Regions from separate parts of the Mus musculus genome. Here all the other regions are linked to region 2. Evidence: chromatin loops called from intact Hi-C (ENCODE). Cell type or tissue: left cerebral cortex. All regions are shown on one strand.

What was found. Peaks named below come from ENCODE experiments on the same cell type or tissue, not always from the same donor. Only the 100,000 strongest peaks of a DNase experiment are listed, where the experiment ranks them.
Region 1: it touches region 2 in a loop (2.9-fold over the local background); 17 of 42 quality-filtered maps call a loop at or near these places.
Region 3: a loop joins it to region 2, with 8 times the contacts of the local background. A loop is called at or near these places in 40 of 42 quality-filtered maps.

The regions. Positions count from the first base shown.
Region 1 is chr10:91,136,839-91,144,838 of GRCm38, reverse strand. No RefSeq gene overlaps it. Among named protein-coding and RNA genes, the nearest start is that of Slc25a3, 17 kb to the right of the region's middle. In left cerebral cortex, CTCF peaks have their summits at 798 (motif pointing right) and 3,081 (motif pointing right); DNase peaks (open chromatin) are centred at 3,094 and 7,262.
Region 2 is chr10:90,724,280-90,732,279 of GRCm38, reverse strand. All of the region lies in intron 17 of Anks1b (ankyrin repeat and sterile alpha motif domain containing 1B), which reads right to left. Among named protein-coding and RNA genes, the nearest start is that of Apaf1, 350 kb to the left of the region's middle. In left cerebral cortex, CTCF peaks have their summits at 3,157 and 3,361; DNase peaks (open chromatin) are centred at 2,719 and 3,343; H3K4me3 peaks cover 379 bases; H3K27ac peaks cover 2,909 bases.
Region 3 is chr10:91,030,267-91,038,266 of GRCm38, reverse strand. Apaf1 (apoptotic peptidase activating factor 1) reads left to right here. Exons shown (of 27, transcript NM_009684.2): 16 at 1,232-1,357; 17 at 6,557-6,718. Among named protein-coding and RNA genes, the nearest start is that of Apaf1, 48 kb to the left of the region's middle. In left cerebral cortex, CTCF peaks have their summits at 4,101 (motif pointing right) and 5,702 (motif pointing right); DNase peaks (open chromatin) are centred at 2,953, 4,115, 5,697, 6,317 and 1 more place.

The DNA.
Region 1 (8,000 bases), 410 kb before region 2:
TTACAGAATGCAAAGAAACCAGGCCATTCTCTGAGTTTGAGTATAACCTGGACGCCAAAGTGAATACCAGGACCCCCAGGGCTACACAAAGAGACCCTGTAAGCAGCTTGATAAGTTGCCAGCTCCCACTTGTTTCTTTCCTAGTCTTTTACTCCAAAACTAGTGCTTAGCACAAAGCCACGATTTTGCTGTGGTCTCTGTCGGTAAAATCATGCATTCTCCTTTGTAAGTAACCTTTTTGTGGTGTATTTGAGAACCAAAAGGGATCAAGAGAATGAAAAGCCTTGGAATTCAACAAAAAATTCCTAGGAGCCTAAGGATGGAATTCATAGGATCCAAGCTGAGCTTACCAAAGATCCGACTGAACGGTGTGACTAGTAGATAACATCATGGGATGAAGCCAGGTGTTGAGGGCTGTGCCTTTAGTCAGGAGGAAAGGCAGGCCTGATCCACATAGCAAGTTCTAGGCCAATGTAGTGAAACCCTGTTTGAAAATAGTCAAAAGAAGCCGGGCGTGGTGGTGCACTCCTTTAATCCCAGCACTCAGGAGGCAGAGACAGGCGGATCTCTGAGGCCAGCCTGGTCTACAAAGTGAGTTCCAGGGCTATACAGAGAAACCCTGTCTTGAAAAACCAAAAGAAAACAAAACTATTTTTGTTTTTGTAGTCAAATATATTCAAACCAAAAGGTTAAGTGGAAACACAGGCTGATGAATGAGCACACAAGAATACACACTCGAAGCGCAACACTTTTAGCCCCAGAGGCAGGCAGATCTCTGAATTCAAGGCCAGTCTGGCCTGTAGAGGGAGTTCCAGGACAGCCAGGGCTACACAGAGAAACCTATCTCCAAAAATCAAATACTCTAGGCCCATATTCAGTCTCTACTCTCCACACGCAACAAAAATTTCAGTGTAACATCACACGAGAGAAAGGTGCGTTTGGTTCCCACTTAACTGCATTAAAATCTAGTCTTGAGGTGAGACTGTCCCTAACAGCCATCAATCCTGTTTGAAGTTAGAATTCAATTATATCACTGGCTGAGAACCCCACCACCAAGTACACACACGTGCGTGCACACGCACACAGGAAAAGCAGATAGGAAGCTGCCTGGATTAGGCAAGGAGATGGTTGGCAGGATTCGACAGCCCACGGAGGGTCTGCTGCATAGGTTGCAAGTCAACATCTGCTCCAACTCAATGCCTGTTTCGGGACCAATGGAAGCAGCTTTGGAGACACACACTGTGGGCAGATGCTGAGCTTCCGCTTCTGCAGACAGCGCTTTACGCCATCTCAGGATGGTGAGGGAGAAGATACCTCAGAGGCTTCTCAATCTTACTAGGAAAAAAAAAAAAAAAAAACGGGCGTGGTGGCGCACGCCTTTAGCACTTGGGAGGCAGAGGCAGGCAGCCTGGTCTACAAAGTGAGTAGGACAGCCATGGCTACACAGAGAAACCCTGTCTCAAAAAACCAAAACCAAACAAACAAAACACTACTTATGCTGGATGTGGTGATGCACCTCTTTAATCCCAGCGCTCAGGAGACAGATGGATCTGAGTTCAAGGCGAGCCTGGTCTACAAGGCAAGTTCCAAGAAGGCCAGAAGTACACAGAAGCCCTGTCTCAAAAAAAAACAAACACTACTTTATCAACAGAACCCTTTATTCAATAGGTGTGTGAGTTTAAAGTGACAGGTGAGAAGGGACAGTGGAAGAAGGAATCATGTTTTCTGGTTCCTTAAGATTCTTTTTTACTGCACTAAGGCTAATGCTGATGGCCACACGCTGTGATGTGCAGTACCACTGCCTGCCAGGTGAAGAGAAAGGGCCCTATCCCAGCCTGGCCCAGATGCTACTGTGGTAGCAAGTACCCACTGTAAGTCACGGGAACAAACATGAGGAAGTTGCTGGTGATCACCTAGATGGCGTAAAGCGCTGTCTGCAGAAGTCAGCATCTGCCCACAGCGTGTGTGTCTCCAAAGCTGGTTCCACTGGTCCCGAAACAGGCATTGAGTTGTAGCAGATGCTGACTTGCGACCTATGCAGCAGACCCTCCATGGGCTGTCGAATCCTGCCAACCATCTCTGCGGGAGTATTAATTTCCAAACCAAAACAACAATTCCACATTCTTAAAGCCAAAGTAGAAGGTCATAGGCGGCAGCAACAACTGTCTCTCAGCTTCAGGGGACCTGACACCCTTGCACAGGCAAGATGTTCAAGGCACAACATGCAGGCAAAACATCAATGCATATGAGACAAATCATTTAAAAAATTTTTTAAACTAGGGCTGGTGAGATGGCTCAGTGGGTTAGAGCACCCGACTGCTCTTCCGATGGTCCAGAGTTCAAATCCCAGCAACCACATGGTGGCTCACAACCATCCGTAACAAGATCTGACTCCCTCTTCTGGAGTGTCTGAAGACAGCTACAGTGTACTTACATATAATAAATAAATAAGTCTTTAAAAAAAAAAAAAATTTTTAAACTAAACAAAGAGCTGGGCACCAGGGTCAAGTTTCAGTAGTCTCACCTGTTCTTTGAACCCAGAGTTCAAGGTCACTCCGGGTAACAAAGATTTGTTGAATGTGACCTGAGACTACATCTTCCCAAAGAAAGTACACAAATACCCCTGAAGCATATGGGAAGATTCTCAACATCATTATTCATCCGTGGAAAAAGTGCCTCGTAATCTTAAAAAAATCAGAATTCCTAAGTACTGATTGGTTAGAGTGTCTACATCAGAATTTCAAAGTATTGCTGGCGCCAGTTGTGGTAGCACATGCTTCTAATTCCAGCACTTGCTCGGGAGGCAGAGGCAGGGGGATTTCTGTGAGTTCATGGCTGGCCTGATCTACATAAGTAAGTTCCAAGACAACCAGAGTGAGATCCTGTCTCAAAATAGACAAAATATAGAGCTAAGTGGCAGACACTTGTAATTCTGGCACTTGGGACGCTTAGGCAAGAGGGTTGTGAGTTGGGGCAACCCTAAGCTACAATATAGCAAGACGCCATCTCAAACAAATACACTGATCAGTCAAATATAGGAAAAATCACCAAAAATGTGATCTGAAGGGTTTTACCAGAAGGGTACACTAGGTGTCACTATATAACTCTGTGTAGTAGGCAATGTCTGGTTACTGTAGGGGAAGCCTTGTTAAATATGGCCTATCAGTTGTAAGAAGGAATTGAGTTCCTGTTAATTTTGTTTTTATTAAGTTCTAGGTCAAAAGTACTATTAAGAATGAGGCTTGCAGTCTCAGCTCTTGGGAGGCTAAGGCAAACGGATCCTCAGCCTGGGCTCCATAGCAAGCCTCAGCCATGCTGGGCTGTGTAGCTGGGTTCTGTGTCAGAACCAGAACCAAACAACAGAGCCAAACTGATTAGGCTTTATTGGGTTTCTGCCATCTGAGTAAAGTTGGCGCACAGGTAGATTAGTATAAAAGTCAGTTGAGCCAGACAGTGATGGCGCTGGCCTCTAATCCCAACACCTGGGGAGCAGAGGCAGGTGGATCTCTTGAGTTCAAGGCCAGCCTGGTCTAGAGAGCTAGATCCAGGACAGGTCAGTTGATATTCAATAAACAACCTTTTATTACATCGTTTCTATTCATAATAATAAAAACTCTACAACACAGCTAGGCTTGGAGAGAGATGAGGAGGGACAGAACCAAAAGAGAAGACGCTGACTGGGAAGAGGAGGGGTGCTGCCCTGAGCTGCAGAGGAGTGGTCTGCTTAGGATAGACACCATTAGGGGACCCAAATGCCTGTGGCTTCCCTAGTGTTCCTGTGACAGTACACATGAAAACCTGGGAAACATTTGGCTTTGGTTTCACGTTTGCAACGGACAAGATATAAAATCATTATCAAATTTGCCCAGAGAGATGGCCAGCCCACCTGGTGCCGTGTGTGTGTGTGTGTGTGTGTGTGTGTGTGTGTATGTGTTGTTCCTCGCATGCACATGCATTGTGGGTTTTTTTTTCTTTTTTGTTTGTTTTTCCTTAAGACAGGGCTTCTCGGGCTGGTGAGATGGCTCAGCGGTTAAGAGCACCGACTGCTCTTCCAAAGGTCCTGAGTTCAAATCCCAGAAACCACATGGTGGCTTACAACCATCCATAATGAAATCTGATGCCCTCTTCTGGAGTGTCTGAAGACAGCTACAGTGTACTTACATATAATAATAAATAAATGAATAAATAAGTAAATACTTTAAAAAAAGAAAAAAGACAGGGCTTCTCTGTGTAGCCCTGGCTGTCCTGGAACTCTCTGTACACCAGGCTGGCCTCCAACTCATAGACATCGGCCTGCTTCTGCCTCCTGAGTGCTGGAATTAAAGGTGAGCACCATCACCTCCTGGCTAGTTCTTTCCTTTTCGAAAAGTATTATTGTGTGTGCAAAGGTTGCGTGTGTGTGGAGGGCAGAGGACAACTTTATTGAACTGGTTCTCTCTTCCTTGATGTGGGATCTGGATAGCAAGCTCTCCACCTTTATGTGGGTTCCACATAGCAAATTCAAACTTTCTGGCAAAATGTTTTTACCCCCTGAACCGTCTGCAGGAACCCTTATTACCAAGTCATGTTCAGAGCTCACAGCACGACTGCTCTCTAGAAATCTGCAGACAGCTGGGTGGTGGTGGCGCACGCCTTTAATCCCAGCACTCAGGAGGCAGAGACAGGCGGATTTCTGAGTTCGAGGCCAGCCTGGTCTACAAAGTGAGTTCCAGGACAGCCAGGGCTATACAGAGAAACCCTGCCTCGAAAAACAAAAACAAAACCAAACAAGAAATCTGAAGACAGTTTGAGGAAGATCAGCCGAGGGCTCACCAACCCAATGACAATGTTGAAGAATGTGTTTGGTTGACCTTGACTGTAATCCTGATTATTTTTTTTCCAGACAAAACATGAAAGTGCCCTGCTTAACTGTACATTTTGAATTATCTAATTCCTTTACAGTAAGTATACCATGCTAGTTATAAGCAAAATGTTTCATAAGGGAATTGGTTAAATAGACACTGGAGGGCTCGGGCCAAGACTTCAGAGGCTACAGAGACTATAACTGAAGACAGCAGCCAATGCCTCTGCTGCAGAAGGCACTAAGGGGAAATGCTGGGTTCATGGAACTTCCCAATGGCAGGAGGGGAGCCTCGGACTATACGGAGGTTAGTACTGTCATGGTAAAAACAGTCGCAGTTACAAAATTCACTCTCTAACCACTTAGAAAACGCAGCACCTTGAAAAGGGAACACTGGAACTGGAGAGATGGCTCACTGAGTAAAGAAGTCTGGTGGCCAGAGTTTGATCGCCAGAGCCATGTGGTGGAAGGAGAGAGCCAGCTACTACAAATTTTCCACTGACCTGTACACTTGTGTGTGTGTGTGTGTGTGTGTGTGTGCGCGCACACACACACACGCACAAGTGCTTTGTTTAGTCACATGAATTTTAAATATAAAAAGGGACACTAACAAGTCATTTTAGCCTAGTTCTAATCCCATATCAGTAAACTGCAGGGCAAAGACATCTATTTTAAGCTGAGTCAGTCATGTGATAAGTGGCTCCGACAGAGAAATGTGGAGACCGAAACTGCTTTGTGGTGATCCTTGAACTTGGAATTGCAGTGATATCTCCACTATCTCTTGACGTGTGCTTGTTAATCGTTCAGACGGTATTTATGGAACATTTTCTATACATGCGCTGAGAATCCTCTGATGAGCAAAAGCAACCCTTGTAGGATATGTGGGCTTTTTATTTTTTAAGTCAATGTATGTATGTTTCTGTGTATGGATTTGTAGATAGTACAGGTGCTACAGAGGCTAGAAGAGGGCATCAGAGTCCCTGGAGCTGGAGTTAGAGCCTTTGTAGAGAGAAATTTTTTGTTTGTTTTGCTTTGCTTTTTGGAGACAAGGTTTCTCTGTGTAGCTCTGGCTGTCCTGGAACTCACTTTGTATACCAGGCTGGCCTCGGACTCAGAAATCCTGTATCACCTGTCAATTTAAAAAGACCTATGGCCTATAGGAAAGGGTGGAATAGAAGGTGGGACATCTGGTAGGCAGAGAGAATTCTGGGAGAGTTCCAGACACAGGAAGATGTGCAGAGAGATGTATGGTAAGCTGAGAGCCTGTGATGTGCCAAGAAATAAAGAAGGGCTTCAGAAATAACAGGGACTGGTCAAAAGAACAAAGGATCAGACTCGAAGGTCTACACTGGCCATGTTAGAGGCAATATGAATATGAAATGACAATTCATCAACCACCACAGTTGTGGTTTGAATAAAAATGACCCCACAGTGCCCATAGGGAGTAGCACTGTTAGTGGGTTTGGTCTTGTTGGAGTGGGTGTGGCCTTGTTGAAGGAAGTGTGTCATTAGGGGCCAGGCTTCTGAGGTCCCAGAAGCTCAAGCCCAGGGTCGGTGACTCACTGTCACAGGAAGACCTACTTCCTGCCCATCCAGATGTAGAACTCTCCAGCATCGTGTCTGTTTGTGGGCCACCATGACAATAACAGACTAAACCTCTGAATCTGTAAGCCATTCCCAATATAACTCTTTTTTTTTTAAAGATTTATTTATTATTATATGTAAGTACACCGTAGCTGTCTTCAGACACACCAGAAGAGGGAGTCAGATCTTGTTATGGATGGTTGTGAGCCACCATGTGGTTGCTGAGATTTGAACTCTGGACCTTCAGAAGAGCAGTCGGGTGCTCTTACCCACTGAGCCATCTCACCAGCCCCCCAATATAACTCTTAAGAGTTACCATGGTCGTGGTGTCTATTTGCAGCAATAGAAACCCTAAGACAACAGTTACTGATTGATTCCAGTTAGAGTCAGGAGTGGGCAGACAGGTGTGGGGCATCATGCCTTTAATCCCAGCACTCCATGGGCTACTGAGAAAATGCTTGTCAAAACAACAAAGCAAGAGTCAACTATTGATGTGAAAATTAGCGAGAGGGGGGTTGATGAGCAGAATATTTCGCGACCTCAGAATCCCCTCCCCCACACCACCTACTATTACAGAGGAAAATGCCCTAATGAAAAGGCCTGGCGGACGACTCTGCGCATTAGCATTCACCTCGCAAGGAATGAATAAACTGGTATCTAGTGCTTCTTACAAATCACCCAGAACCAGGCCCTTCTGCGTCATCCCCGCCATCACATCATCTGAAAAGGTCAGAGAAACCGGAAAGGGCTAGCATTCTCCACGCTGAGCTGAGCTCCTATACGCTGAGCTCCTCTGTATAATGCCAAGGTCATAAGCCAGGAAGAAAGAACTCCAGGCCAGAGAGAAGGAAACAGCACAGCACGGAAGTTCAGGCTGAATGCTACATGGGCTTCCTGAGTAGCTTCTGGAAGAAAAAGCAACTTTCACTTCTCTGTTTTGTTTTTTTGGTTTTTCGAGACAGGGTTTCTCTATATAGCCCTGGCTGTCCTGGAACTTACTTTGTAGACCAAGCTGGCCTCGAACTCAGAAATCTGCCTGCCTCTGCCTCCCGAGTGCTGGGATTAAAAGGCGTGGGCTACCACGCCCGGCTATTTTTTTTTTTTTAAGACCCAGCAATTGGAAGGCAGAGAAAAATGGGTCTTTAAGTTCCAGGCTAGCCTGATCTACAGAGCAAGTTCCAGGACAGCCAGGGCTAGAGCTACACAGAGAAACCCTATTTCTAAAAACAAAAACAAACCACTGTGCCAAGGTCTCAGATACCCCAGGCTAGCCTCCAGCTCTTTTTATGTAGCAGATGATGACCTTGAACCCCTGATTCTGTCACCTCTACCTCCTAAGTGCTGGGATTGCCAGTGTGAGCCTCCGGTGTGTTCAGGCCTTCATGCATGCTGGACAGTCTACTAACTGAGCCACATCCTCAGACCAGCTTGTTCTTTTTGCTTATATGTTTGTTTGAGACAAGGTCTCACTGTGTAGCCCTGGGTGATCTGGAACTGGGTGATATAGACCAGGCTGGCCTTGAACTCAAAGATCTGTGGGCCTCTGCCTCCCAAGTCTTGGGATTCTGCCACCATG
Region 2 (8,000 bases):
ACTCAGAAATCTGCCTGCCTCTGCCTCCAGAGTGCTGGGATTAAAGGCGTGCGCCACCACGCCCAGCTTACAGCACACTTTTAAACCTCATTATTTGACTATAAACCACATGAAGCTTCCATCATTTTTACAATGGGGGCAAATAATAATGATGATTCTGCCCGCACTGCAGGGCATTGTGGGGATTCGTGAGTACACACATGCACATAGTTGTGTATCACTTAATTGGGTCTACATAGTTGAGCACTGCACCAGTCAGTGATGACTTATGTGTGCAACAGTGGTCCCAGAAGATCACATATCACAGTGATGTCACAGTTGCTTTCCTTTGTGCTAAGTAAACTGTGACTATTGTACAACGATGAAACTCCCCAATGACACACTTCTCAGAACGAATTCCCATCGTTAAGTGATACATGACCACACGCATATGGCTGGTGAATTCTCAGAATATCCTAGAAGACAGACAAGATTGTTATTAGTGTTCTCATGATAGATATAGTGGAGGCTTCCTGAGGTTGAAAAATCTGCTTTAATACAGAAGGCTAGCAGTTATGGAGATTGGAACTTTTGCCTTATTAAAATTGTCCCAGCGATTAGTGGTGTGTGTGTGTGTGTGTGTGTGTGTGTGTGTGTGTGTGTGTGTGTAGTAATGCAGAGTAAGGTTATTTAGCAGGTGACAGCAGGGGTGGCTCTCCTGCATGTACAGATGTTTATTACTCTCTTGCCCCCACAAACCCTTCCCTCTGTGATTTTGGATTTTTCTCTAATCTCTTCTTTTTAGAAGGATGCCTGTCATCTTGGAGTAGAGCCGACCCCTAATGGCCTCATTTTAACTCACTGCCTGTTTAAAGATCTTATCTTTAAGCACAGCCACATTCTGGGGTTCTAGGCCTTAGAGCTTTGGAGAAATGAAATTTGATCCACAGTGCTTAGGGAAATTACAAAGAAAATGGTAATTAATATATAACATGTCTTATTTTCTAAGTAAGTGGATCAAAGAGGTTATATGAAATAGTAATTGCTATATTAGTCACGAAACTGATTCCCCAGCACATATGGCTTATATTTAAAATTTTGAAATATAAAAATCCCTTGAATACATTTTCTTATTTATCTCATTTTTAGTAATGTTATGACCATCACTATGTTGAAGATACTGCTAACATACATTGAGTTTACTATGTTCTAGAGTTTCTAATAACATATATGAATATCCCAACTATTATAAAATTAGGAAGCAAAAGACAAAGGAGCTAAATGACTTGCTCAAGGTTTTATGGTTATTAACTAGAATAGCTGAAATGGACTCCAACTGCATCAGTGTTTTTTACTCTGTGGATCTCCTATGTGCTATCGAGTTTCTGCACAGATGGAGTAACTTGGGTCAGAGAACAACTGGAAAATCCAGACATATATGAAGGGATGGATACTGCACTTTACAAAATGAAGGTCAGCAATCCTCAGGAATCAGAAGCCACATGATTGGTCCGTTTTACTGTCTAGGCTGAATACCCAGACAGAACCTCAGGAAGGTGGTACCAAAAGTCTATGTTCTACTCTTACCACATCCCCACCAGCTCAAAGGGCTCTGCCAACTAGACCAGCTGAGACAGATGATATTAAGCAATATGCGAGTAAAGACCTTGATATACTTGGGGACTATGGCTTGGTTGCTAAGCAGGGTTTGCTTGTCATATCTCTTGGTATGCTGCCTGGATCAACTTTAATAGGGATATGAATTGACAGAGCGGGTAGATGTTTAGTAAGAACTGCACATATACAAAGGCTAGCACAATAGAGATGTTGTGTTCATTATTTAAAAAGAAACACATGACATCTTACTAAATGCATTCTTACCAGTTTTTGAAGCATGACCTACACAGTTAGAATTTTTAGAATATTTAGAATAAACAGCCATTTAGAATTACTGAAAGACATATACCATCCATCTATTCTTACAAGGTTACCTGCTACCTCTTTATTCACAGACTATAACTATGTGGGAAGAAGATGGCAACAAAATTACAAAGAATCTCCCTTTCTATACTACTCTGAATTGTTTGAACTAATAAAAACAACTAATTATACCCTGTCACTAAAAATCAAGTATTAACAATGATAACTTTCCTGTTATCAGCTTTTTCAAGGTTGTTGGCTTATGTTAGAAAATGCTTAGGGCTGGCTGTCCCCGCTGCCTCAGAGAGCTACATCTTGTTTAGTCTTTTGCCATTCAGATGTTGTCATATAATTAGCACCAAAAGGCACCTAAGCTTCTATGCTGAAACGGTTCATCTCAATATTCATTTGAGATTTGACCATGCTTCTTTTCACTTAAAATGAAGGAAAAGAAAAAAGGAGTCAGACTTTCAAGTGATCTATGTTGATGCTTACCAACACCTCTTAGTTGCTCCCGGTTGGTGTTTTCAAGGGCAGGTGGATTCTGCGTCTGGTGTTCTGTATGGAACCTGTCCTTGTGCCTGTTTCCGGTAGGGTGGGAAGAGAACAGCTGTCACCTGTCCTGCCTGCTCTGAGAACTCAGCACTGTGTTTGGCACCATGGGGATTTTCCCACAGTGCTTTGCAGGAAAACATCTGACATTTCATGATGATACTTAAACATAAGCTCGACGCGAGCTGGAGGAAGTAATGCGAAACTGGAAAACAGATTAAGAATTTGAAGTGGTCTCTTAAGCCGGGGTGACCCGGGGTGGTTTAAAAGTCCGCTTTATTGACTATTGTACCCTAAAGTGTAAGAGGAGGTTTTCTGACAAGGATTAAGAGAGGAGTTCTGTAAACCTGAATCATGTTTTTCAGAGGTTACTGAAGATCACACTGAGAACAGCTGCTGGGAATGTTAAACACAACCGTGGAGCTTTGAATGGAAGAAAAGCTTCACAAAAGAAAAATATATCATTTTACTGGAAACTTGTGCCTTTGGTGGTGAAGGGACTTGTCAAAGCAGCGATGAGAAAATGGCAGCGCGCATGCCATCCGAACACAGGGACATCAATTAATATGGTTTCTTAATCATAAAAAAAATAAGGTTAAAATATAGATGTAGGCTTCACATGCATCTATGTAAAAAGGAGGCAAGGAACGATCTTCATGGGCTCAGATGAATGGCTACCAACAATAATCCATCCCATGTAATCTAGGATGAATATTAAAACCACAGCCCCAGACACATTTTCCTACTCCCCTTCCTCCCCCAGCCCCCCTCCTCCAGCCCCCCTCCCCCGGCCCCCCCTTTTTAAACCTTTGCAACAAGAAAGATGGAGCCAGCCTTCCTGGTGCCGCCTGCTTTCTGGTTGGAAGAACACCAGACCCACCTAGTGGACATTTCAATTACTGCACACAACTTTTACCTTCGGCCACCGCTGCTGAATTACAGCGCTGACAGAAGCCTTGAAGTGAGATCATTGGTTGCGGTCTCCTTGTGGGTCATAGCAGAAATAGTAATAGTTAATCTCCAACAGATAAAGCTGTCTCTGGCTCCTGAAGGGAAGCCCGTGTCTGCCAACCCCCCGCCACCCCCCCAAAGCCCCCAGCATACTGCTGCAAGCGGAAGGAAGCACCAACAGTCAGTTGGCTGCAGAGACAAGACACCCGATAGGCATCTGGAAGCTTTCAATTTTCCAGGAAAGTCAACGAGCAAGGTGAACAGCTTGGCAGCTGTATCCACCGCGGAGCCCAGCCTTTTGGTGAGCAGGGTGAACTCCACAGAGCACAGCTGACGAATTACACTGTGACCTTTGCGCGAATCCCTGGGCACATAAACTGGGTTTACATTCAATTTCACTTTTTGGAACAGAGTAGCTCATGTGGCTACATTGTACCCAGTGTCCTGTCACTGAGCCAGCTCGGCCTCTGTATCTTGGTAGTCATGGCAGATGTTACATATATTAGACTGTAATTTGGGTCGGAGAAATAAGTGTTCTGGGAGAAAGGACTTTGGTGAAATACAAAAGGTTACAAAGTACAACGTTTTAGCAAATTCGGCTGCTAGGTCAAAGGTGACATCCTTCTACACATGATTTATTTATTATTAGGCATCAGAAGAAAAGGCCGGACATAAGGGGTGCAGAGAGATGTTTCTGTCCTGACTTGTGGGTAGTTGAAATAGTTGGCAGATGGTGGCTTCAGGCTAGGAGTGTGCTCTGTGGCTAGCACTGCCTGGGAAGGGCACATGGATGGACCTGGCGGTCTGTCATTAGAAGCATGTGATGTGCAAACTGTTGCTCCCGAGTTTACTAACAGTTCCTGCTCTTCCATCCCACCCTTCCTCTTCCACATCAATCTCATTGTCTGCCCCCTACTCCCCATGTTTCTCATTAGTACTTCCATCTTCAGCTCATCTCGTCCATCTTCAACATCCTCAACAGCTTCCTTCTTCCGTTTCCTCTTTCTTTCCTCTTTGTCCCTCCTTCCTCCTTCCCTCCCTCCCTTCCTCCTCCTCCTCTTCCTCTTCCTCTTCCTCCTCCTCCTCTTCCATGTCTATGGCTGCATCTGACATGGTAGGGCAGCCAGTGAGAAAGAAATCCAGACTCTAGCTAGAAAGCTGCTGTAGTCCACTGCAGAGGAGGAGTCAGGCACAAAGGTGGCTGCAGCCAGCACAGAGCAAGACTCAGGAACAATGAGCGATCACTCTTTGGAGCAAGTGGTAGGGCCAAAGGGCTTCTTTAAAATAATATTTAGTGTTATCATAGCATATGTTTTAATTAGGGTTTCCAATGCTGTGAGGAGACACCATGACCAAGGCAACTCTTATAAGGGACAACATTTAATTGGCGCTGGCTTACAGGTTCAGAGGTTCAGTCCATTATCATCAAGGCGGGAGAATAGCAGCTTCCAGGCAGGTATGGCACTGGAGAAGGAGCTGAAAGCTCTATGTCTTCAATCCAAAAGAAGCCAGGAGCAGACTGTCTCCATGTGGCTAGGAAGAGGGTCTCAAAAGCCTACCCCTACAGTGACACACTTCCTCCAACAAGGCCACACTTCCTAATAGTGCCACTCCCTGTGCCAAGCATATACAAACCATCACAGCAAAGAACACTTCTTGTCCGGTTAACTTTCTTAAAACCTTCTTAAGCATCCAGGACAGTATTGCTAACGAGGGTCCCAACACTTGCAGAAGATTTCTAGAGTTCATTCCTCTAACTAATTGAAATTTTATTCCTGTTGACTAGCAGTTTTTTACGCCTTACTCCATATCCCAGCAGCCACCACTGAACAACTGTGTGCATTAAACTATTTCAGATAATCTCACAAAGGCAAAACCACATATGATTAAGTCCTTTCTACAGCTTATTCCACTTTGCATTGTCTTCGAGGCTCACCTATGTCATGTCTTTCCATAGATGGTAAAAAAGGGATTCCTTCTTTTCCAAGACCTACTAATATTTCATTACATATGTGGTATGTGTGCATGCACACGCTCATACGCGCGCCCGCACACACACACACACACACACACACACACACACACACACACACACAGACACTTTATGCATACATTCACTGAGAAGCATTTCATTGTGACAGTCTCGGGGAGGGACTGTATATATCAGATTGGTCTATAGACACGTCTGTAGGAAGTTATCTTGATTATATCAGTAGTGGGAAGACAGCCACGTAGGTAGTATTAGTCCTTGGGCAGGGGACCCTGAATGATGTGAGTAGAGAGGGTAAGCTGGGCACCGGTTTGGGGGGGTCATGGATTCATCTCTCTCTTCTCTTGGCTGTGGGTGTGATATGATCAATGGTTTCAGGGTCCTGATGCTGTGATGTCCCCGCTTAGATGACTGTAGCCTGGAAATGTGAGGGAAAAATAGACCCTCCCTCCTCTAACTTGCACTTGGCAGGCTTTTTTTTTTTCCACAGCCACAGGAAATAAATGGAGCCTGTTTATGTATTTCTCTAAGATTTGGATTTCAGTGATTTTGAATAAATATCCTAAAGTTGGATTGTCAAATCATGTGCTAGCTCTAGCCTTGTGCATTTGTTTTCTGACTTTATCAATAGAGCGGACAAATAAAAGCTACATCCGAGGCCCACAGTGTGATTAATTTGATATACAATGGGAAATGACTTCTACAACCAAGCCAGAACACCACAGCACACGTTAATCTCCTTTTAAAATGAAGAATGCACAAGATCTACTTTCTTAGCACAGATCAAGCAAATGATGCTGTGTTTTTACTACAGCTCATTGTTATACATTAGATCTCTAAAAGTTAAGTATCATTATAACTGATTATTTGACTCTATTTTTGGGGGCAAGGTCTCATGCACCCAAAGATGGCTGTGAATGCATTATATAGCCAAGGATGGCAATGGACTTGATCCTTCCATCTCTACCTCTTGCATGCTAGGGTTACAGGGTTGCACCGCTGGCCAGTTTAGCAACGTACAGATTGAATCACCATTACTCTGCAACCTATCTGAAGACCAGATAGTAAGTACAATGCTTCAAGTTTTTTATTTCCTAAAAATCATCTTGATAATTTGTGAATTTTATAAGAATATTTGTCTACTTCTCTAAAAAATAAAAACCATTGATATTTTAACAGGGAATATAACGGTATAAGTAATATAATAATTGTATTGCTAAGTCTTCTAATCTTTAAACCAACTGAAGACTAATTCCATACATTGGCTGCAGGGGTTCTTGCAGCCCATAAAAATAATATCAAGCAATTGCTAACCATTTTAAACATTTTGAAGATCTGTTATTCTATCTTTTAGCATTTAGGGGATTTTGAAATCCTGTGTTTTGTGGATGGTTTGTGTGTGTCTGTCTACGGATACAGATCCATGTCCCTCTTACTCATCAAGGAATGTCCAGTATCACTGCAGCACAGGAAAGCGTAATGGTTAGAGCCCTTGCGTGGTTTCCCATCCTGTCTAAACAGTTATGACCTGTGGCACACACACTGACATCTGACTGGCATGACAAGCATTCTAGGATTCCGTTGAGCTTGTTGCCTTCATTATAGAGGTTTTTTTTTTTTTTTTTTTTTTTAATTGCCTTTTTACCCTTCCAGTTTCTCTTGCTGCTGGTGGAGGCCACACAATATGATTTGGCTAATAAAAGGTAACAGGAAAGCTGGCAGAGGATTCTGGGAATGTTCTGAATTCCCACTGAGAGGGACACAAGCAGGATGACATCATCCCTCTTCTTTCCTTAACCTAAATGTGGACATGACTCCTCAATGCTGGGCAGCCATTACTGCCCATGAGACAAAGGGAAGCTGGTTCTCAGAGGTGCTAGCTACAGAAATACTAGGAGATAGTAACTGCTCAGCTGAGTGCTATGGGAGAAGGGCTAAATGACAGTTTCAGCTATAAGTAACTGGGTGACTTTTAGGTAAAAGTGATTTTGAGCCTAGTTCTTTTACTTAGTTTTAAAATGGGATCATAGCAACCTCTTCCTCATGAGATTGTTGCAAAGATTAAATGAGATTTCATATATGTACGTATACATGTACAGGACACAAAATATATACAAAAAACCAATAGGAGTTAATTGTCATGTTTATTTCTATTTTTTGGTGATGGGGGCCTTTGTAAGTAAATCATGGTTGAATGAGTAGGTCACAGTTAAAAGATGCAGGCTCAACCCAAGGCAGCAAAACGATGCTGATGTTTTTGGAAAAAAAAAATGAGAAAAGGGGGGGAAAAGATAAGGTAGCCAGAGGCAAGCGACAAGGCTATAGAGGGGTCATGTGGGCTCTGGGCCGGGGCACAGTGGCCCACGAGAAACCTCTCTTGGTGAAGGACCAGCGTGTGGGTGCTGAGGCCGCACCTGTGGTCCCAGGTGTGCCAGCATCAAGACACTGAATAGACGTTTGTTGGTTCCCTGATTAACTGAATGAACAGTGAGGGTATTAACTGAAAAGAAACTGCTATCTCTTCCTTAAGGCGGAAGAGCTGGAAGCGGCAGGAAGACTTTTCTCCAGAGCCATCTGTACGCTTTTTATAATATTTGCCTGGAATCGT
Region 3 (8,000 bases), 310 kb before region 2:
ATAGCTGGCTTGTGTTAATTTCCCCATATGTGGTCTCAGACCCATAGCTTTATTAGATTCAGAATCCAGACAAACTTGGCTCTTGGTGGTTGTCTCTTTTATTCTGTTAAAAAGTCTCTTTTTCTCCTTTTTCCTTTCCCTGGTGTTGGGTTACTAGACAGGTAGAGTTACTTGCTCGAGGACTGTCACTCTGACTTGTTGGGTGGCTCACTGGACTGCTGTTTGACCTGAGCGGTAGTTCCTGTATTCTGGTATCAGGGAAGGTTTTGGGTTTTTTTTAGGCCATTAATAGCTTTTACCCAATTAGTTATCTCAAGGTTTGGGATGTCTCAGAAAAATGAAAAAAAAAAAAAAAAAAAAAAAAAAAGCTTGCTTGGACCATTTTTGTAACCTAGTACTTAAAAAATATGGAGGCAATTTATACATTACTTACTGATTTTTGTAGCTAATTAAATACTGCAATTCTAAACCACTCAGTTAAAAATAAGCAACAGTCGTTCAGTTAGTTTAGTGTCCAGAATAAAAGTGTAGTGAGGCCTTCAAGTTCCTTGGTGGACTGAGATGTTGATCTAAAGGTGCCCAGTTATTAATCACAAGCTTATCTTTGTATTTGACAACTTCATGTTACTCTGAATTAATTATCGTTCTGTAACCAGCAGTTCAAATGAAAAGGAAGAACTTAGTGTGAGTTTTACTTTTTCCATTTAACTTAGATTAATTTTCTTTTTAAAAATTAATTTATTTATATATTGCTTATGTATGTGCATGTATGTATGCCATTGTGTGTGGGTTGCCATGGAAGCCACAGCAGAAGGCATTGAGTTCTCTGGAGCTCAGGTTACAGGCAGTTGTGAGCTACCTGATGTGGGTGCTAGGAAGTTCATCAACTTGGGTCTCTGGGAGAGCTCAGATGCTCACGAGCCCCCTTTAGTATAGACCTTAAAATAGACCCGTCGGCAGTTTGATTTACATATATAGTGTATCCTGATCATATCCAACCCAACTCTCCCTCTCCCTTTCCCTGGGCCCACCATTCCCAGTCTGCACTTCCTCTTTCCACCTTGATTGCAGTTTCAAAGGGGCCAGATGCCAGGACTGGTCTAGAACCCTTGAGCTTCAGTGGTCCTTCGGTTTTAGCCTCCGAGTAGTTGGAACTGCAGGTGCCCGACACACCAGTCTCAAGCACTGCCTTTTTATGGTTTTAACTTATCCTTTTTCCCTTTCCAAATAGCTCTGGGATTTGAATCAAAAAGAATGTCGAAATACCATGTTTGGTCACACGAACTCAGTCAACCACTGCAGGTTCTCACCAGACGATGAGCTCTTGGCTAGCTGCTCAGCTGACGGGACTTTAAGGGTGAGCTTTGAACATCACGAGAGGGCTCTAACTTTAGAGAAGCCCTTATGGTCTGTGGTGAATGGGAGTTTCTGTTGGTGTTAGTGTTCCAAAGCTGGGATACAAGCCTGAGATAAACAACCTGTAAAGAGGGAAGACATATTTGTTTACAGTCTCGGAGGTTTTAATCTGACCCTGTCTCTGTCTGTGCCAAGGCAAGTGCCTTGTGGCAGGGAGCGTGTGGTGAAAGAAACTGCTTACCTATTAGGGTCTTGGAAGCAAAGCAGGAAATAGGAAGGCCTGGGGCTCCACTGTTCCCTTCAAGGGTACATGTTAAGGGCCTAACTTGGCTTCTCTAGGCCCTCATCCTTAAGGCTCTAAAACAGTGGTTCCCAACTTGTGGGTCATGGCTCTGTTGGCAAACCTGTCTCCAAAAACATTTACATTGTGATTCACAAGAGTGGCACAATTAGTTGTGAAGTGGTAATGAAATGATGTTACGGTTGGGATCCATAAGGAACTGTATTAAAGGGTCACAGCATTAGGAAGGGTGAGAACCACTGCCCTAAAACCTCGTGTGCCTGTGCCGCAGCCTGGGATCCACCCTGTCAGCTCATAAGCCTTTGGCGGAGTTCCTAGATCTAAGCCGGAGCAGCGTTTTTATGTTTGTAGAAGGAAGGCTTTCCTTTCAGCTGCTAAGAACCTTTGTCATACTGTTATTTTTGAATGCTTTATAACCCAGAGTTTAAATTCTTCACTTTAAGCATATCTTCCTCTTAAACATGTATTCATCATGTATTTTTAGATCGGTAGCATCAGGAGGCAGGTTAGCCTGCTTCTGTCTTCCCTGAAGAATCCAGTCTTATTTTTACTGTAGTCTTGTTGAAGAGTCTAGGGAGCTCTATCTACAATGCTGTGAAAGGGGACATGGTTGGTGTTTTATCTGTCACTTTTGGAGTCTTCTCCAATTGTTTGATTTCTCCTCTACTTTTTTTTTTCTGGAATATTTGTTTTTGGATTTTTATTTTTTTTCCTTGCCTTTTCTCCTTTCTCCTTTCTGGAAGATTCTTTCACTTCGTTTCCTAATATTTTAAATACAACAGTATTTTAAAACTTATTCACAGATTTTTCAGTACTTGTTCTTAGAATTATATTTCCTAAAAAACATTACACCGCAATTTCATGACTGTATTTTTTCTTCTTGCCAGTATGAATCGTTTTTTTTTTTTTTTTGGTTTACGTATGCCTTTTCCAGAGCTGTCTTCAGTACCTGCTCCTGTGTAGCAGTGACTTCAGGAAGGTGTCTGGGAATTGTGTTTCCTTCTAGGGTTCTTAGGGTTTTATATTTAAAAAAAAATTTTTTTTGTGCACGAGTATGAGAGTGGAGGTGCCGTGGTGTGTGTGTGGAGGCAGGAGGGCAGTGCTCAGGAGTCAGGTCTGTCCCTGAGCCGTCTGCAGGCTCAGCTTTCACGGTTTGATGATGAGCTCTCATTGGTAATCTTTCGTCTTGATCAGGGTGAGTGTTCTGAGAGAAATGCCTCGCTTTCTGGTTGTAGTGAGAAGAGTCATTGGAACATACCGTGGTATCTAGGCAGAGGTGGCAAAGGGAATGTATGCTTTATCTTAATGTCCTTATTTCCAGTATACTGACCCTGCCCTTAACTGGGTTAAGTATAAAACAACCCAGCCCACTCTTAGGGTTACAGCCTACCTGGACCGTAGAGTGGCAGGACGATCTCAGTGGATCTCTAAAGAGCCCTCCTGAGTTAGCCCCTCTCTCTAGAAGGAACCAGCCTGCACTTTCTGAGCCACTTAGATTTGAGTTCGTTCAGCTGGTTCCCCACTGCAGGCTCAGGATTCAGGTTTTAGGAGCCCACCTACCTTTCTTCTTCCTGGCCTTTCCTGTTACCCCGTCACAATTTCCTTTATCTTGTGGGTTGTAGCTAGAGAGAAAAAAAAATCCCTTTACTGTTGTTTTACATGGGGTTTGGGAGGGCATTCAGGTGAGTGTGGGTTTTTTTTACTTATAAAGAAAGCTAAGCTGTATTTCCTTTAGTAACTTTCTATTCATCTGTGCGTGAAACTGGTATATAATCTGTCTTTTCAGCTATAAGTTTTTAAAAACTGTGTATTTAGTATTCACTGGATGCTAGATACTATACTAGGCCTTTGGGGTTTAAACGCTAGAAGAAAAAAGTATGCCCCACAGTCTGGTTATTCAGAATAAAGTTAGGGAGATGGCAAGTGGATAAACAGTGACAAAATTATGTTCCAGACTGATTTCTTTTTAATTTAAAGATTTTTATATTATTTTTAAAGTTATGTGTATATGTAGATTTCTGTGCATGACTGACTGACTGTGCCTGTGGATTGCCAGTTGTTACAAACCCAAGGCAATGTTTCCTCCTTCTGACTCCGTCAGTATCAAACAGTTCAGCAGTGAGGGGTGCACCCCTTGAGTTTCTTAACCATCTATGGCAGGCTGATGCCAGGTTCCCTTTTTTAAGTTACACTACCTATCTTTCTGTCTGTCTGCCTATTTTTGCGTACGAGTGTGTACATCTCACAGCACGAGTGTGGAGGCCAGAGGACAGCTTGCAGGAGTTGGTTCTCTGCTTCTACCATGGTGCGTTCCAGAGACTGAGCTCCAGCCAGCGGGCTCGAGGTCTTACCTGCTCAGCTGTTCCTTTTGTTAGCCTGCAGGTCCTTTCAGGTTTCAGTACAGCAGGTGGGAGTTTGTGATTGATCGCTGCCCTAGCTTGCCCAGCAGATGGCGCTCTGCTATCTTTCTTCCTGTCTCCTGGCCTGTGCATTCTTTCCACACCTTCAGCTGCTGTGTTGCCTGGGCCTTAGAGGCCTTAGACGAATGGTAGGAGTGACTTGTTTAGGACATCACTGTTGCCAGCGTGTTGTCAGTCATGGGTCTCTGCATTCATTGTCATTTCATTGTGAATATGTGTATACTTTATTACCGGTCTTCAGCTGATGGACACACCGATTCTATTTACTAGCCAGTGGTGTGGCCAGTTAGTCCTGAGCTCAGAAATGTTTATGTCATGTTGGTCAGCGACAGGTGTTTGATTTCTGTATTCGTGTGTGAGTGTCACTAGCAGTGGGGGACAGGCATCACTCCACTCAGGGAGACCTGCCTGTGTTGATGACGGCTTTCCCACAGAGCTATTAAGCCAGTGTCACTGGCTCTTTGCACAGGCAGAGGTCCAGCAAAATGATGTTAGATAGCAGCTTGTCAAGGTCAGAGCCTTGTAAAGCCTTTACTGTCTGAGAGAATAGGAGCTGTAAAATTATCGATGCCCCAAAGGCTCTGGGATTCTCTAAGCTTGTTGTAGGGTATCATGTAGATAACCATGTGGTTTTCTGGGCCTCAAAGAGAAATGGTCTTAAAGCGTTTTCTTTAAAGATTGTTAGTTAAAGCACACAAGAGCTTAGGGTGCACAGGCACCCTGGGAACGGTGCAGTGGCCTCCTCAGAATACAGTGGTGTGGCTGTGTCATCTCCTGATGTGTGAAACTTTATCATTGTCTTCTAGGGGCTGAGCTGGCTGCAGAAGCTCACACAGTGTTGGTAGGTGTAGTGAAATTAAATTGTGTCAGCCTGCTTTTAGTTCCCAAACCTAAGTTTGTCCTACTAACTGTATGATTTCTCATAGATTCTGAATGTTAGGACCAAAGCTCTGCCATTTGGTTTGTTTCTTTTTAAAACTTAGAAATTACTTTATTTAACGTGTGTGTGTGTTGACATGCTTGGAGGTCAGAGGACAAGTTGGCCAGTCAGCTCTAGCCATCCCTCATGTGGGTCCTAGAGACTGAACGCAGGCCACCAGGCTTGGTGGGAGGTGCTTTCCCTACCCCTGACCCATCCTGCCTGCCTGCCTTCTTTCTGTACTAGATAAAGAAGGCTAACCATGCTAGTGCCTGTCGTCTCTTTTGTTTTATTTTACACAGAGTAGACACAGTTGTCCCAAGGGGAAAGTGTTAGGGTTTGGCAGCCTTTTTTGGGGGAGGGGATTTGGTCCAGGACATGGTAACCCTTTTGAAGCCAGAGCACACCGCTCACGCTCAGGTCTGAGAGTGAAGGTGCATCCTTTCAGGGGCCGTTGCTTGTGTGGCTGTTCCAGAATAGGGCTTAGAGTGTTTCATAGTCCATTTCTCAGAGCTGGTTAGTTCTGTGGCACTCCATAGCCCTACCCAGCACAGCGGAAGCCATGCTTCCTCTCACTATAGCTTTCAGTATAGTTCCTCCTTTAGGGGTCTCATTCTCACTGGATGCCCAGCAGGCACCGGGGCCCAGTACAGTTTGCTTCTGCGCTTGTGGTAGATGTGACTTGCATCTCCTGCTTGTCCCAGTAGAGGGCAGCAGCAGACAGCTGTGAGTCCCTTTTACACTCCTTCTCACTGTCAACACCAATCTTTAGCCACTTTCCACCCTGTGCAAGGCCCAGTTAACTTTTTTCCTTTTGAGATGAGCTCTCATGTAGCCCAAACTGGCTTCAAACACACGATCCTCCTGCCTCAACTGCAAAGCACTAGCATTATAGATGTGTCAAACTGTATGCAGCTCAATTAACTTTTTATCTAATTTTAGTGACTTTGGGGTTTTGTTTGTTTGTTTCTGCAAAATGGAAGCTGGATTTCTTGCTCTCTTTTTCTTTCTTTCCTCCCTCCCTCCCTTTCTTCCTTTCTCCTTCCTTTCTTTTTCTCTTATTGACTTTACATCCAGATCATAGCTCCCCCCTCCCACTTTACAAGTTTCTCCCTCCATTGCTTCTTCCCATTCTCCTCAGAGAAGGGGAGCCCCTCTTGGGTACCACCCTAACCTGGGACATGGGCGGGGGGGGGGGGGAACCTAGTTCCAGCAGGACCAGGCACATCCTCTCCCACTGAGGCCCAACCCTAGGCAGTTCAGGTAGGGGAAGGGGATCCAATGGCAGGGAACAGAGACTGAGGCCCTGATCTGCTGGTTAGGGGACCCACATGAAGACCAAGCTGTACATTTGCAGCAAATGTGGCGGCGGCGGGTGGGGAGGGGGCTAGGTCTAGTTCTTGCAGGAAGCTGGATTTCTTAATTTAAAAAACTAATAAAAAAATAGGCTTGTGTAAGACCATCCATTGGGCAGAGCATGTTTGTATGACATTTAATCTAGTTGGAATTCTAGAGGAGTGTGTTGGGAGTAAAGCAATTTTGTTTTTTGTTTTTAAACAGCTTTGGGATGTGAGATCAGCAAACGAGAGGAAAAGCATTAATGTGAAGCGCTTCTTCCTGAGTTCAGAAGACCCTCCAGAGGATGTGGAGGTGATCGTGAAGTGTTGTTCCTGGTCTGCAGATGGTGACAAAATAATAGTGGCAGCAAAAAACAAAGTCCTCGTAAGTCCTGCCAAGTCCTGCCATCTCAACCCACTCCACTCGGACACAAAGTTTCAACCTCTGTTATGTGTGTGTTGTCCTGTCCCCCCCCCTCCCGTCCAGCTTAGCTCTGTTATTTGGCGCAGGCTTCCTAACTGCTCACAATTCTTAGAAGCCCTGCTCTCTGGGGATATGGGCGGCCTCGTAAGAAAAGGTCATAGTCATGCAAGTCAGAAATAGTTTCTACTCTCCCAGGACACGCAGTAGGAAACAGCATAGGAAAGCCGACACCACAGGAGCAGACTGTAGCAGTCCAGTGTTCCTCCAATTTATTATTTTCAACGTTTTATTTCATGTGCATGGGTGCTTTGGCTGCATGTATGTCTTTTTACCATGTATGTAATGCCGTGGAAGCCAGAAGAAGGCGTTGGATCCCCTGGAACTCTACATACAGATGCTTGTGAGGTGTCACGAGGGTGCTTGGAATTGAACCCAGGTCCTCTAGAAGAGCAGCCGTTGCTTCTCACTGCCGGGCCATGTTTCTGCCCCACGTCCCCTGAAGTTTATTTAAAAGAGAATACTTTCTTCATCACTTAAAAAAGTTTTTAAAATAGGTTGATTTTGGTGATTTTCAAAATACCTTTAAAAATTGGTTTGAATTATGTGCATGTATTGTGTCTGTGTGTGGAGGTGTGCATTCGAGTGAGCAGAGGAACCTGCTAAAGCCAGAGGCATTGGCTGCCCTGCAGCTGGCGTGACAGTGACCGGGATCCTCCTGATCGGGGTGTTGGGAAATGAACTTCTGCCCTTCTGAAGGGCGTGCATGCTCTGAACTGCTGAGCCGTCTCTTGAGCCTCTCAGAGTGTCTTTAATTCTTTTACAATTTGATGGCTCTTTAAGAACTGAATGAAACTGTGAGATTTTTCCTAAAGTAAATAAAAACAGACAAAAAAGAAAATGGTAGGTCTCATGCTGACATCATGGTCTGAGTACACATCAACATGTGTAATTTAAAATGTAAACCCCCAAGAGATGTGGATTGCTATGGTGAGAGGTCTAATGGGTGAGATGGGCTCTCAGTAGACACAATGGTTTGTCCAAAGTTGGACTGTGAGAGCCAAATCCTGTGGTTCATGGACATTCTGTGCTAATACTCATTTTAAAAAGCATGGCACAGAGGTATTAGAAGTCAATGGTACCATCATATATTTATATATAAGCTCATTGAGGGACTGGGTGTGTGCTTACTGATCTAGTAATTGTGAATCTGGTCTTTGGTTACTTGTAGACTTATGTCCCTCTA